2 separate regions of the Mus musculus genome follow, and region 1 is linked to region 2. A link is a loop called in an ENCODE intact Hi-C map of the cell type or tissue named here. Cell type or tissue: left cerebral cortex. All regions are shown on one strand.

What was found. Peaks named below come from ENCODE experiments on the same cell type or tissue, not always from the same donor. Only the 100,000 strongest peaks of a DNase experiment are listed, where the experiment ranks them.
Region 1: it touches region 2 in a loop (11-fold over the local background); 2 of 42 quality-filtered maps call a loop at or near these places.

Annotation. Positions count from the first base shown.
Region 1 is chr12:104,292,919-104,300,918 of GRCm38, reverse strand. It overlaps a transcript of Serpina3j not described here. Among named protein-coding and RNA genes, the nearest start is that of Serpina3j, 18 kb to the left of the region's middle. In left cerebral cortex, no CTCF peak of the experiment used is centred here; DNase peaks (open chromatin) are centred at 2,796, 3,387, 4,173 and 6,748; H3K27ac peaks cover 222 bases.
Region 2 is chr12:104,411,693-104,419,692 of GRCm38, reverse strand. It overlaps Serpina3n (serine (or cysteine) peptidase inhibitor, clade A, member 3N), which reads right to left. Exons shown (of 5, transcript NM_009252.2): 4 at 7,209-7,359; 5 at 5,364-6,281. The coding sequence ends at 6,087. It overlaps Gm24334 (a small nucleolar RNA gene), which reads left to right and starts at 293; the gene lies at 293-420. In left cerebral cortex, CTCF peaks have their summits at 330 (motif pointing right) and 984 (motif pointing right); DNase peaks (open chromatin) are centred at 993, 3,890 and 4,977; H3K27ac peaks cover 450 bases.

The DNA of each region.
Region 1 (8,000 bases), 120 kb after region 2:
AAATGTCTCTGATTCAAACCCAGTGGCCTAAGAACAAGTTCTTACTGCCCCCAAACCAAGTTGATAGCCAGTAGCACACAGTCCTGGCATGGCTCTTTCCTCTCTCAACACAGAGAAGGTTTTGTGGGCCTTACCTGCAGAATCAAAGCCAACTGCTAGTATGTGTTAGGTGAATCCTGATGTGCCAGGTTTCTGCCTTCCTGAAATGTTTTTAACACACACACACTGCTGCCCATTTATATCTAGGGACTCCTCCTTCCTCTTAGGAAATGATGGCCTATACAAGCCATGCTCTCTACTCAGATTGGGAACGGAAAGATAGGATGATTTATGGTGACAAGGACTTACACGCTCTGTGTTGCAGAACCAGCTCCTGGTGGCAAAACCCCTAAGACTCTTCTAAACAACACTGATGTCCTCATTTCTGTTTCTGTAATAGTTCAAAGGTCGGTATGGACCAGGTGAGCAGTCAAGGCAAGAACACAGCATCAGCCCTGACCCACTTGTTACCAAGAACAGGTACATCTGTCCTTTGTCCTGGGCTTGCCAAGTCACTTCAAAAAGAATGCAACTCTATGTCCATGATCCTTGATTTTTTTATGGAAAACCACAGATTAATAATCACTTGTCTCGATGTTGACAGGTCTTTGACTGCATCTGTATTACCATCCTTTCTGCCAGGAATGGGCACATTCTAAGAAGAGACCTGCTCTCCACAGATTTCTGAAGGGAAGCTGCCTATGTCAGGAAATGCAGGAAATCTGAAAGGAGTCTGTGTCTGCAGAGACTGACTGGCTGGTGAGAATTTCAGTTCTATAGAGAGATTGTACATTGCAGGTCCATTCAGAGGCCAATTGCCTTGTTATGTGCTAAGTTCTGTCTCTATGGAACACACATGTATTGCCTCCCTGTGTGTCCCTGTGACAACATAGTCTATTAACTTAGCAGGCACCTAGCTGCAACCCAAGAGCTAAGCAGGACAGCATAGAACATCTTGAGCCTAGAAAGAAGCTTCCCCTATGTTGATGCCACTGCTTCTCCAAGGTATCCAATCATGCCTTTTAAACTTGCTTTGATTTGTAACTTTCTTTCTTTTGTAAAGCTAAAAAGTTTTTGTGAAACTGCTTCTATTTTGGAACATGGAATTTGGGTATCATAAATCTGTGTTCTCTAATCACTGTCACAGAAAATGGCTCCAGAATGAAGGATCGTATTGCTTTTAGGATGAAAGCTGTTGATGGTGTGTCAACAGTGGAATGAGAGACACTCATCAGGCAGGTGTTAGGTGCAAAGCCACTTTCCCTGAAATGGAAGTGCAGGTCCTAACAAGAAGGCTGGATAAACAAAGCCTAATGGTGTGTCTCTGCATATCTGAAAAGAACATCATGTATAGTGCAATCCTGTTTTCCAGGAGGTACCCTAACACTCTCACAAAATCTGCTAATTCAAGTGGGCATACCTAGTTCTCCCTCAGTGCAAACAGCCTGAACCAGCACAATGCAGCCTACCATGATGTCATATGAAATCATTTTTCCTCTCTGACATTTTACTTCTTCTCTTGCCCACTGTATACACACACACACACACACACACACACACACACACACACACACACACACACACACGAGGCCACAACAGGGGAAGAAAGAGGAGAAAGAGATAGAGAGACAGAGCAGAGGGGGAGATGAAAAGATCCTTAGTGACTTGAATCCACAATAAAACTTTCTATTTAACCATGAAGTTGCCTAGTTGGATGACATCACTGCTTCCTGGCTTACATTTGTTTCTGAAACCAGGAGAGAACACTGGGTTCCTTTCACAGGGCCCTATCAACTGAGGTGCCATGTGCTGACTAGATTTCTGCCAACTCAATACAAACTATAGCCAAGTTGAGAGGAAGGAATCTTAACTGACAAATGCCTTCATAAGATCTGGTTGTAGACAAGAGTGTAGAGTATTTTCCTAATTATATTAATGGACAAAAATGGACAAATCTCTGTCCATTTTGGGTGGTACCATCCTGGAGTTGGTGGTCCTGGGCTTTTGTGAGTTAGCAGGCTGAACATGCCATGTAGAGCAAGCCAGTAAGTAGCACACATCCATGGCTTTAGCATCAGCTTCTGCCTCCAGGTTTCTGCCCAGTTTGGGTTCCTGTCATGATTTCCTTCAATGATGGCCGTTGTGTAAGCCACAGAAACCCTTTCCTCCCCAACTTGCTCACTGGTCATGGTGTCTCATGACAGCAGTAGAAACCATAAGTGAGGCATCCCCCTACTCTGTCCGCTCATCTCTCCATCCCTAGTTGTTTAACTGACATTGTGTACCTGCCTCATCAGTGTCTGTCTGCCTCATTGGATCACTGGAACTTCTCTCTCTCTCTCTCTCTCTCTCTCTCTCTTTCTGTCTGTCTGTCGATCACACACACACACACACACACACACACACACACACACACTTTCTGTCTGTCTTTCTGCAGTCTTAGATCCTATTGCACAAAGTTCCATCGAATGCTTCAGGCAGCTCCCCATTGCACTCCTGCACACTCCATGCGGAGTAAAGGGATGCTTGTGCCCAGGGATCCTGTGCATCTTTCTGAGGTTTCTCTCTTCATGGGGACACCCTCAGACTGAAACTCTGTCCCTAAACACCTACAGCATCCCTCCCTGTGTCTCAGTTCCTGAGTTAATGAAGTCCTCCTCCTCCTCCTGGGATTCCTCCAGACTTTTTTTTTCCAAGTCTGCTGTGTCCTCCTTTCTCTGAAGTTCCCTCTGCCAGCTTTTCAAGGTTGTCTTTCTTCTGCTTGCTCTGTCTCTCTCTCTTGTTCAGTGCTGGGCTCTCCCCACTCCCCACTGGACTCTTCCACTCTACTTCCTTGTCCCCTTAAGTCTCTTTCCCACCTCAGAACTAGAACTGCCATTAACACTCACCACCTTCTTTTGGACCACAATATGTCTCGTCTACCAAAATATAAACTTGACATTCTCAACAGGCAGGAAATGCCATATTTGGGTATCAGATGCTCACTGATCTTGATAAATTCTGCCAAGGTGCCAGCAATTGGACTGACACCCATGCTCAGGCTTTCTTTGGCCTCCATTGTTTGGCCCCATCCACTGTGCCCCATGCCATGTTTACCAGGTTTACCTGGCAAAACCCTAACATCCACTCCATGCTGATGAGAATCTTGAGCTTTTGGCTCCCTCTACATTCATCTTTTCTATATAGGGCAAGGCTCCTCCATGGGCTCTGGTGGCATCTGTAACCTTCCTTCTGAATCATTCCAAGCAAGTCTACATTGCAGCATGGGGTCTGTTTTATTAAAGTCTGAACTTGTCTTCGGCTCCACTCACTGAGTCTGTACAATTTTAGAAAGATCCATGTGATTCCTCCACTCTCACAGAGACATGTTGTGGTCCTATTTTGTGCAGGAGGCATTCTACACTCTGCATTGTATGATCTGCTTCTTGTTAACCTTCTGGAACCATCTGTCCCCTCATTCCCATTGCTCTAACTCCCCAAGTATATTCTGTCTCACAACCTTGACTCTTGTTGTCAGCTGCTGAGAGCCCAGGTTCTGTGTCCATTTGCACAGCTCAGTTGCTCGTTCCCTTGAATTCTCAGCTCATGTGGAGCTGCCTCACTTCTTCTCCTGCTGTCTCCCTGGTTGTTTTCCTACATGCTTCTGGAATTCTATGTTGTGTTGGTCAAGCTTTCCAAGGGAGAAGATAAGTCCACAGGTAGGTACTCTCCTGCTTCATGCACATCTTGTGTCCTATGATTGGCATTGAGTGGTTACAGATGTCTCAGCTGGTTCATGCACCCAACTTTGAGGATCTAACTCTAGGAATCCATGCCCTTGCCTCAGATCACAGGCACTTCCTTGACCCATTTCCGTCTCCCACTATCATAAACAAATTCCCCTGCAGTAGTGGTTCCACTGTGTTGGGGTTACATATTGCTAGAACTTTTCATCATGCCAATAAGTTCGTGTTGCCATTTTTTCATGTGACCTTGGGCAGTTTGACACTTACTAGACTTCAGTTCATATCTGTATAGGAAGAGCCAAGAGAAGTTCAGCCTTCCTAGAAGCTGAGCTTGCTGGTCAGCCTCTTGTCATCAGGGCCTCCTCCATCAAAAGGACTGGTCTGTTCCCATCTGTGCATGACCATCTGCCTCAGTGAATGTCCTGGCTTGCTCATAAGACATAGGCTTCATTCTCACTACATTAACATTCATAAGCTCCTCATACACATGTTTATGAATTCATTCACACATTCATGCATTCATGCATTCACTGCTGCTCTGCATCCAGATTTGACTTGTATGCAGAGGATAGACAATGGGCCACAGCTGCTGGCCTTGAGTCTTGGGTCTCAGAGGTGGTGACAAACACATGGAGATTGTAATGGTGTGGTTCCTCATGTATTGTCAGGCTGATGAATGACGATCTGAAGTCTAGATTCATATCCAGTCTTTAGTTCTCTTGTTTCACTGTGACTTGTTGTTAAGGGTACTGGTTGTGGACAATGCATACTTCATGGTCCCCAAATCTCTAATGTGAGCTGAACCTGCCCTGTGTACTGAAGACTAGTGAAAAGCTTCCCAGATCCCCACTGATCCCCTCCTTAAATGGAACATCAGCACTCAGGGCAGGAGGAATGTTAGCCTGCATCTTCCTGGCAGCATCTTGACAGACAGCTGCCCTGTATCTGTTCTAGCATTGGAGGTGGCAGAAGGATGATCAGAGCTATGAGAGGTTATTGGAAATGTATTTAACTTGAGAGAAGAGACCAGAGGAATGCAGGAGCTCCAGCAGGCTGCCCTGAGGAGAATCCTCTCTGCTGAGAAGTACAAAGGAAGGAAAGTGGGAGGGGCTTCAGAGACAGTGGGTACATGCTCCTGGTTTGTAGCAGGGGGTGAAACTGCATCACTCTTGCCTCCTTTCACTCTCTTTGGTGTGCTGCTGGAGAACATGGGTAGTTTTGGAACAGTGTGTGTGTGTGTGTGTGTGTGTGTGTGTGTGTGTGTGTGTGTGTGTGTACAGGAGTTTGAGCTTTATATGAACCTTCCAAGGAGCTAAACAGACTCCACAGGCCTGCATGGCCCTGACATAAAGGTTTGTCCACAGGGAGGCAATGGGAAGCTGGATTCTGTTTGTACAGAGGTTGAGTGGAGGCTGCACATGGCTCAGAGTCTGCAGCACAAATATGCAGAGGACAGCAGCCCTGCTTTGCCATTTCAATGACAGCTGGGGAACAGAGCACTTTTGGAACAGGGTTAGTGTTCAGGTTGAGGGTCAAAACAACCTCTTTTTTTTTTTCCATTTTTTATTAGGTATTTAACTCATTTACATTTCCAATGCTATACCAAAAGTCCCCCATATCCACCCACCCCCACTCCCCTGCCCACCCACTCCCCCTTTTTGGCCCTGGTGTTCCCCTGTACTGGGGCATATAAAGTTTGCAAGTCCAATGGGCCTCTCTTTCCAGTGATGGCCGACTAGGCCATCTTTTGATATATATGCAGCTAGAGTCAAGAGCTCCGGGGTACTGGTTAGCTCATAATGTTGTTCCACCTATAGGGTTGCAGATCCCTTTAGCTCCTTGGCTACTTTCTCTAGCTCCTCCATTGGGAGCCCTATGATCCATCCATTAGCTGACTGTGAGCATCCACTTCTGTGTTTGCTGGGCCCCGGCATAGTCTCACAAGAGACAGCTACATCTGCGTCCTTTCAATAAAATCTTGCTAGTGTATGCAATGGTGTCAGCGTTTGGATGCTGATTATGGGGTGGATCCCTGGATATGGCAGTCTCTACATGGTCCATCCTTTCATCTCAGCTCCAAACTCCGTCTCTGTAACTCCTTCCATGGGTGTTTTGTTCCCAAATCTAAGGAGGGGCATAGTGTCCACACTTCAGTCTTCATTCTTCTTGAGTTTCATGTGTTTAGCAAATTATATCTTATATCTTGGGTATCCTAGGTTTGGGGCTAATATCCACTTATCAGTGAATACATATTGTGTGAGTTTCTTTGTGAATGTGTTACCTCACTCAGGATGATGCCCTCCAGGTCCATCCATTTGGCTAGGAATTTCATAAATTCATTCTTTTTAATAGCTGAGTAGTACTCCATTGTGTAGATGTACCACATTTTCTGTATCCATTCCTCTGTTGAGGGGCATCTAGGTTCAAAACAACCTCTTATCTGCTGTTTAATACACTCTCGAGCCCCAGATTCCCCTCCTGCCTCCTCTCTGCTCCAGGATGGCATGAAAGTTACATTTAGTGACACACACATCCTGAGCCATTAGAAAATGCAGAAAGCCAGCTTCTTCAGATTTCCCTTTCTGCACAGCACATTGTGGATGCCTGCTGCTTATTCCTGAAACTGACATCCCTTGTCCCTAGGGTGCTCCACTGCTGTTAAAACATATCTTATCTGCTCATCCCCATGAACCCCAGAGCTTTAACACAATGATAGTGGGTTACTTATCAATCTAATGATGGAGAATGGCCAGTAAGTAGGACCTGACACTCAGATGCAGAAAAATGAGTTTGTAATTTTAGGAAGAGGATAAACCTTAGCAACTGCATCCCTGGTCCTTCCTCAGCTGGCTCGGGACAGGGATTGAGTAAAAGTGTAAATTGAGTAAAGTGACTGACCTAAGTGCAGAGAGAAGTGTGTGAGACAGGTGTCCTATTCTTTCTGCTTTTCCTGCCAGCATCCCTAGGCAGTCTACGTAAGTCCCAGCAGCCTCAGTTATGCCCCTGGGAAACATGTGGGTGGATGTGCTATGACAGTCCTATATTTATTTCTTCTTTTATGTTCTTCTTGTAGCAACTTAAATTGCTCAAGTTCAAGTCCAAATGCAATGCTCCTTGTTCAAATCAAATATATGCAAGACAAAAAGTATCTGAACACTCTTATACCCATCAACATATTTGTCTAATTTCAACAAATGGGACACACACACAAACGTATATGTCTATATACACATACTCTTATACATATATTCACACAAGTATATGTATCCGTATGTATATATATGTGCAAATATATATGTATACACACATAAACCTACATACCCATATTATATGTATATATATGTATATATATACAAACATATATATACATATATACATATATATATATAAATATATACACACATACATATATTTGAACTCAGAACCTGATGTATACTCAGACAATGACCTACCACTGAGTCATTCCTGAGCAGGTGTGTAATGTGTGTCTTTGTGTTTGTGAATGTGTAAGTGTGCATCCATATGCACAGCCTTCTGCTTACTTTTTGTTTTGACAAAGTGCTCTCCTAGGTTGCCCTACTGACCTTAAACTCCCTCTCAGCTATTTCTTCCTTGGCCCAAAAGGAGGAGCAGATGAAATCACACTAAAGCAACTTTTATTTCTCCTCTCTGTGCAAGGTCAAAGCCAGAGAAGTGGCAAGGAGGGGCTGCAGCTGGCCAAGTCCCCCTCAGCAGTCCTGGGGGTGACAGAGAGGAGCTCTGATCCCCTCTCCCAAGGCTCTAGTAGAGCCAGTGTTTGGTCCCTCTATCATGTTGTATTCTCATCCCCATGTCTCAACAACACACACACAAACTTCACATCCAGGAGCTGGGACTTTCTTCTGCTGCCCAGCCCTTTCACACCCTTAAAGCTCAGAGAACCTCCCCTCAGGACTCATATTTCATTCTTTTGTTTTCAATGATAATTTATAAAATTTATTCTTTAAAGAAATACAGGTAGGATTTTTTTCTTTATTTCACATAACCATCATCACAACAATTTTAAGTATTAGAAGATTTCTGAATACATTTGTTGGAAATTAGTAACCAGGTGACCATAGTTCAGTTACAGGTTTCATATGCATGCATAAAAGCATATTTCAACCAGTGAAAAAATTCAGTGCACCATAAAACACCATGTTTTCTACTCTTTATGTGAGGATGGCTCCCCAGCACCTAAGGTGGGATGACACATGT
Region 2 (8,000 bases):
TTAGCACAGGACCTTGAAGGGTGTGATGAATTTGCATATTTAAAGAAAGGGGAGGACATTACGGGCTGTTTGAAACAGCCTGAGCCAAGGCTGGGAAGGTAAAAGATCCTGGGCTTGCAGGATACCTATGGAGTCAGTGCAGCATTTCAAGGGAAATAGGGGTCAGGGCCAGGCAGAGGAGGGGTCAGGATGCTACAAAGAGGGCAAAATGAGAATGCTAGCTTGGAGAATTGGACTTTTGTAACTGGCAGAAAGCTGTAAAGAAACTTAAGGAATAGATGCTTAAGAAAATGTGGCTCCTAGAAGTGATGCAGGTGTGGCTGCTATGTCCCACGTGTGCCAGTAGGTGGCAGAGAGGAGCAAAGCTGTGTCTATGCTCAGTGTTCTGACCTATGGACATCTGAATGACTGACAGTCCCTGAAAAAAGTGAGCCCGAGAGGACCACCAGTCCTCCAGGGACCAGGAGCAGGCAGAGCACTAAAGAGCCCTGCCTAGGACTGATGCTCTTTGTGGCCTGTGCTGCCACTGGGAGCATGCCTGGAATTCTGGGTGGGGAGGCAGTAACAAGAGACCCTATGTAACAGGGTGGGTGGTGAGAATTGGCGCTCAAAAGCTGTCCTCTGATTTCCACATATGTGCGGTGACAGGTGCATGTACACACACACACGCTTGTTTTCTCTCTGGGCATGGGGGCTTGCATCTATCACACAGCTCTGGAGGGCAGACTCAGGCAGATGGAGAGTTTGGGAGCAGCCTCGGTTGCATCTCACGGCCCTGTCTCAAAACCTACAAGATCTAATTTTTCCTCTGTGAGTTGGGAACACCAGTCTCTGCCTACCCTGCTGTGTGGTGTACTGCCTTATTAGGGGGGCAGGGTTGAAGACAGCCAGAACATGAATGACTGAGACCCACCACTGCTGCACAAATAATATGACTTTCCAGCCGGAAGGGAGAAAACCAGAGAAAACTCACACCCGCCCCTGCCTTCTCCCAAATGGCCACTAGGGGGTGAGCAAGGCTAGCTGTTCATTCCCAGCCAGGCACGCTTGAAAACAGCTTGCTTCATAGAAAGAAAGCTTCCCCCGCCCCGCCCCCCCCCCCCCCGCAGTGCCCTACCCCAGGTCTCTATTCAAGACCCTTCTCCCAGACCTTCTGAAGCACGGAGTTCACGCTCTGTAACCCCAGGAATCCTGGGGTTGCCTACAGGACTACTCAAAGCTAAGATCATAGCTCCCCCCCTCCCCGCCCCGCCCCCGGAACGTTCACTCCTGTGAGGGACTGGAGATCTTCCAGTGCAAAGGGTTGGGTCTGAAACTTCCCCAGACCTTGAATCAGAGTCACCCAGGACAGGTTAGGGCCTGCCTTTCAAACCCCCAGCAGCGCACACTAAAGGTAGGAAATTCTTTCTTTGCAACCAAACTCAACAAGTGGCATTTAAAAAGGGTAGGTAACGAGTTCCCTGGCACCAGAAGCATTCAAGCAGGAGTTTCGAGCGCACAAACACTGCGTTTACCGAATGCCCTCTTGTTGTCTGTCCGCACAGGAACCTCCGTTTATGGCAGGCAGTGAGACTTGGGGTGCAGACAGAGAAAATGTGATTCACCAGAACTGCTGGGGTTTCCTGGCTGAGGACCCCAAGCTCTCCTGGGTCTGCTCCTGGATGTATGTGGTGACAAGTGTCTCTTGAGTGGGTCCCATAGGCTAATGAACCAGCATTAAAAATAATGGGGAGTTCTGTACTGGCAGCTGGACCAGCAGATCATATATCCAGCCTGGACCACGGAGAGGTTGGAGCCCAGGACAACGTGGAGCTGGGCTCTTCTGGCTGCTTGGGTCTTCAGGGAACATGTGGTCAAAGCCAGGGAAATGCTGGTCAGAAAGAAGAAAATGTTTTTTCCTGGGGTAGGAAGAACCAACTTCCTATAGTGGCTGAAGGCAAACTCTATGGTGCTCACAGAGACGTTTGTGGCAGGGCAGAGCAGGCCTGGGAGAGCCACCATTGGGACAAAAGTCCATGACATCAGAAATTCTGTGGTCAACCTGGGACAGAGCTGCCTGAGTCCCGGCTCTTGTCTCTGTGCAACTCTGTGACTGTTAAAAATATGTCCCATCTGCTCACCCGTGCCATCTCTGGTGCTTTTAACACTATAATAAAGGTTACATATCAACCTAATGATGGAAAAGGACCAGTCAGTAGGACTTGACACTCAGATGCAGAAAAGTGACTATGTACTTTGAGGAAAAGGATAAACCTTAGCAACCGCATCCCTGGTCCTTCCTCAGCTGACTTGGGGCAGGGATGGAGCAAAAGTGCCCTGGCTGACTAAGTGCAGAGAAAAATCTGAGAGCCATGTGTCTTTCCCCACCATCTTGCTATCATTTTATTTGCCTCATATGATGTGATATGTGCATATGACATATAATATGTACACATGTACATTGCATGATATGTACATATGCACAGTTGTTGCCTCTCATATAAAACGATGTCTTTCTACCTCTTTACCCCTCTGGAAGGTGTTGAAGAGAATGCTACATATTCTTGTTTTTTAAGAATTTCTCAAAGCTGATCAATGATGGTATATGCCTTTAATCCCAAGTCTCGTGGCAGAGGCAGAGGCAGAGGCAGAGGCAGAGGCAGAGGCAGAGGCAGAGGCAGAGGCAGAGGCAGAGGCAGAGGCAGAGGCAGAGGCAGAGGCAGAGGCAGAGGCAGAGGCAGAGGCAGAGGCAGAGGCAGAGGCAGAGGCAGAGGCAGAGGCAGAGGCAGAGGCAGAGGCAGAGGCAGAGGCAGAGGCAGAGGCAGAGGCAGAGGCAGAGGCATCTCTTTGAAGCCAGCCTGGTTTACAGAGTGAGTTCCAGGACAGCCAGAGTTATGCAGAGAAACCATGTCTCAAACAACAACAACAACAACAACAACAACAACAACAACAACAACCACCACCACCACCAACAACAACAAAAGGTTCCCAAAATCCAAACAAACAAACAAACAAACAAACAAACAAACAAGAATTTTTTTCCTCTTCTCCCCCATATAGTTCTGGGAGCTCTCAGTGTGGCACAGCTGTCAGATGAAGGGAGCTGGGTGGGTTAGGTGTCTATACACAGCCCTTTCCTCAAACAATAAAATCCCTCAAGCTGCTTGTCAGTGACAGAAAAGCCAAAATGGTGACCCTGGACCACAGTAAAACTGTCACTAATTACATCCACAGTCTTCATAGATGGGTTTTTCTTTTGGGGAGAACACTGGAATTTGAACTCAGAACCTGGTACATAGAAAATGCCCTAGCACTGAGTCATTCCTGAGCAGGTGTGTAATGTGTGTCTGTGTGTTTGTGAATGTGTATGTGTGTACACGTGTGCACAACCCTCTTCTTACATTTTTGTTTTGCTGCAGCGCCTCACTAGGTTGCCCTACTGACCTTAAACTCCCTGTCAGATTTTTCCTCCTTGGCCCCAGAAGGTGGAATGTTCCAAAGGATACTAAAATGTGCTTCTATTTCTCCTCGCTGTGAAAGGACAAAGCCAGGGAAGTGGCAAGGAGGGATTGCAGCTGGCCAAGTCCTCCTCAGCAGGCCTGGAGGTGACAGAGAGGAGCTCTACTCCCCACCCCCACAGACTCTGGGCAGAGCCTGGTGTCTGCGACTCCATCTTTGACAAAAGTTCCCCTGCAGCTGGGCCTTTCCTCTGCTGCCCAGCCCTTTCACATCCTTAAAGCTCAGAGAACCTCCCTCAGGTCTCACATTTCATTCCTGCCTAGGAAGGTTTTCCAGTGTCTAGTTTTAAGCTATGTTAGTCACTGCTCAACAGATTGCATGCCCATTGATGAGTCATCCCCTCCCTCCTCCCCTTAGCTCCTGACAACCGTTAGAACATCCTTTATACTCACGAATCCTCCTGTTCTGGATATCACATGTCTGTGACTCACATCACACAGGCCCTACTGTGTCTGGCTTCTTTCCCTGTGAGCATATTGGCAGGCTCACACACAGAGTGTAGGAAATGGCACCGCCCTCATTTGTCTAATGTAGTAATAGTGTGTGGCCTGAGCAAACTCTGCTCATTCATGCATCTGTTGGGGGACCCTTGATTCACAAGCCCTTTGCCAGCTATGAGAAGCATGGTGGACGCTGGCTGCAGTGCCTGCCATGTCCTTGCTTCCTGTTCCTCTGAGTACCTGCCTAGAGTGAGATTGCTGCATCAACCTCTCCAAGGACGATGCACCATTCTCCAATTCCTACTGCTGCATAGGAAGGCTTGGAATTCTAGCTCTCCTAGGCTGTGACAACCACACATCACCTAGAAGGACAGTGCTGTAGAGGGTTCATCACCAAGGCAATTTACTGGCCAAGAGACAGGGGACCACTCTGCCCCTAGGGAATGAGGAGAAGTACACCCTAATATCTAGGTTTTAGACTCGCATGAGAGGTAGATTCAGACTTTGGCCACAGGTTCCAGACCCAGCTCATCTCACAGGCAGCATTAGATGCATTCAGCACCAGGCTCCTTAGACACCTGGTCTGAGAGCAGAAAGGATGGAGGGATATAGCTGGATCATGTCAGTACCCATGGAGTGCATGTGGTGGTCAGTTTAAGGTCTCAACTGACACTTAGGCACATTGTAATGGTTGGGATACTGGGCTGCTTTCAATAGAGGCCCCCATTCTTATCTCAATCCAAGGTCTTAATGGTGTAGCATCTCAGTGCTGGCCAGGGAAGGGATCATGTGTGTGTGTGTGTGTGTGTGTGTGTGTGTGTGTGTGTGTGTGTGTATGAGTGTGATTCTCTGCTGACCACAGGTCCACCTGTCAGTGTGTGTTCTTAGGTCCCTTGAGACTCAAATGTATCCCAACCTGGACAGCTTTCCCTCTGCCTGCAGGCCTCTGGCTGTTTCCAGGCTCCCAGGATTCTCCTTGGACACCACCCAGCAGCCCACACGAAAGCACCTTGGCCTCTGTCCCAGGATACCTTCCATCTGAGCAGAAATACTTAGACCTTAGAACAGAGCTCACATCCTGGTCCCAGGCCCCTTGTGCCGTCTTGAAAGCATCCAGAGTCTTGTTTTATCACCCACCTGTTCACCACCACTGTCAAGCCTTAGGAACAACAGACTTCTCAGCTTGGTGAAGGTTGGCTGTGTCTGAGGCGTCAGCAAACTTGGAATACCATAATAACTTAGCTGTGTGTCGGGGGAAATGGCTAAGCTTCTCTGTGCCTCAGTTTCCTCATCCATAAAGGGACTCATAATAGCACAGAGGCCAGAGGGCCATCCCAGGAGTCACAGAGTGTGAGTGACAATCTCTATGTGCCTGTTGTCATTAGAGGCTACCCCTTGCCAACAAGAGAACACTGCTACATTCAATGCAGTTATATGTTTATTGATCTTTTGCTCCTACCTCTTTATTCTGGTTGGTGGTGTTCCTCTTTTGTGTGAGGTTGGTCAGCTGGGAACTAAAAGAAAGGCTACTTTGTTCTAAGTAGGAGTGCCAGGGGAAAGGAGCTGCTCTGACCCACAGGCCCCATGCAGCTGCAGAAGTGAGGGCTCTAACTCTGTGCCAGATGTGGACAAAGTGAGGAGATCCTGCAGGGGGGCAGTGCTGGAGGCAAAGCCTGGAGAAGTGAAAGAGTGAGGCAGACTGGGCACCAAGTAGTCCTAGATGCTGCAGATAGACACGGGGCAGCAAGCTTTCCTCTTGGTCCATATGGGTTGGCCTGTAAGGTTGCACAGTCCCATCAAGACAGCAAGGCTGAAGGGAGACATAACCAGAGTCTAAACTGGGACTGAGCTTACTTGATGGGGCCCAGGCTTTTGGGTGGAGGCAGATACAGGGAGAGAGCAGGGGTAGGGGACAAGACAAATTTCAGGCTCAGGAACATGGGCTAGTGCTACCAAGAAGTCTGGGAGCATGGCACTGACTTCCCACAGGGATGTCTGTGCATGAGGTTATAACACAGTTAGTCACTATCTAATCCAGGCATGCCAAGGCCAAGCAGAGCATGGAAGCCAAAATGCACATGGAGACCCACAGACAGGCTCAATGCCTGGCTCCCGGGAAGAAGCGTCAACACTTGGGGAGTTCTAGTCTCATTTGGGGTTGGCTATCTTGGCTATAAAGGGGGCAATTTCAGTTTCTGTGTCAAAGATCATTATCAGGAAAGGCCGATTGAAATATACAGTCAGAGGGTACAGTTTCGCAGACATTGGGACAAATTTGACTCCAGTGGCAGCAGCTGCTTCTGTGCCTGTCTCAGCCACGTCCAGCACAGCCTTGTGGACCACCTGTGGGGAGAGAAACACATCACTCAGTGGAGACCAGGGAGGGTAGGAGAGTGGTCTGGAGCAGGCAGTAAGTGCTGGCCTCATCTGCTGGGAGGAATTTCCTTGTTCCTTCCCTGGGCTCTAACCCTGCATTTCCAAGTCTCTGCTCAGGGTGTGAGATGAGGCATGCCCTTGTTCTGCTTAGTGTCTGAATCTGTGTTGTCCTCAAATCACTACAACAGGAGGACAGGAGCAGGCAGTGGCAGGAGTTTCCTCACAGGCAGCCCCCCAACTTTGTCAGAGGGAACAGCCAGAGTGCTGACAGCCAGTGCAGGTCTCCCCATCCCTCCTGCTCCAACCTCCTTGGGATATGCAACAGCAGTGTGCAAACCATGGTTTCACCTTCCCAGAATGCCATGTCCTGGTTGCACAGATCTGAGCCCAGAGCTTTGAGTGGGCGCTGGAGAGAACATTGGTCACGGCCAGGCTATGCACCTAGGAATGCACTCTGGGGGTCTAAGGCATCTTCTTTCCTATTCTTAGGGTTCTCCTCAGAACTGCCATAGATCCCTTGTTATTACTTTTACTGTTAATAATCTGAGTGCTGGTCAAGAAGTCCTGGAGGGAAGAAGTTGAGGCTGGGTGTGCTTTGTGACTGCAGTGGATTGGAGGGGGGGGGCACCTGCGGTGCAGCACAGATCGGTACCCATGTGATCTAACACCAAGCATAGGCACTTCCTCATCATGGGTTCCTGGGTGTGGTTATATCCAGGGAGTAAAGTAGTACTGCTCTCTGCAGGAGTATCTGGGGGTTTTAAGCTCCCCCAGCGTGAGAAAAACTGAGAAATATAGGTCTTCTCACACGTGTGCCAATCCCACATGCCCTCGTGGCCCTCACCATCCACGTTCAGGGCACAAGCTGAACCACCAAGTGCTTCTTTGTCTTACCTGAGAGACTCTCAGATCCTTGGTTCCTGTGATTGCAGACAGGTCAGCCTGTGTGGAGAAGACTTCCCTGATGCCCAGCTTTGAAAGGACATCCTCCAGGCTGTAGTCGGTGGAGATGGAGAACTTGGGCAGGTGGAGCTCATCTATCATCCTGAGAATGAAAGAGAAAGGAAGAGTCCCTGGACTCCGTGGCTCCTTCAGTCCACTGTGACGCTGGGGCTTCTCTACACAGAGAGTCCTCTAACTACAGGGAAGTCCTCTTCCCAGCCATGCCTACACAACATGACTTTGCTCTCCCTAATGCATTAATTATCCTCAGTGCCTGAGAATGTGAACAGTAGACAGGCAACCTGACTTGGTCCTCGCTGCTCCTTGACTGAGAATGCTTTTCTCCTAGATCCACAAATGCAGCCCTTCCCTGTCATCCAACCCTCAGACATCACCTAGAGACATTCCATTTAACATAGCACAGTGCATCAGACTCCAGCTGTCCTTATCTTCTGACACCCCCTGCCCCTCACCACTTCTCACTGTAACTTATTAAATACTTATTATGCTAATCTCCCTTTTCTCTCTTCCTCAATTACAAGAAAGCCTATAAGGCTTTTCTTCAATTTTTCTTGAAATTTTGTGCTTTAGTCTTAGATATCTTCTTGGGTAGATATTTAAGTCAGAGCCTGGCACATAGTAGGTCTTCAAGTCTTATTCCCTATATGGTGAATGATGAGTGTTGAGAGGATGAGATGGCTCCACAGGACAGAGCTGATTCTCAGAGCTCATCTCCTGTCAATC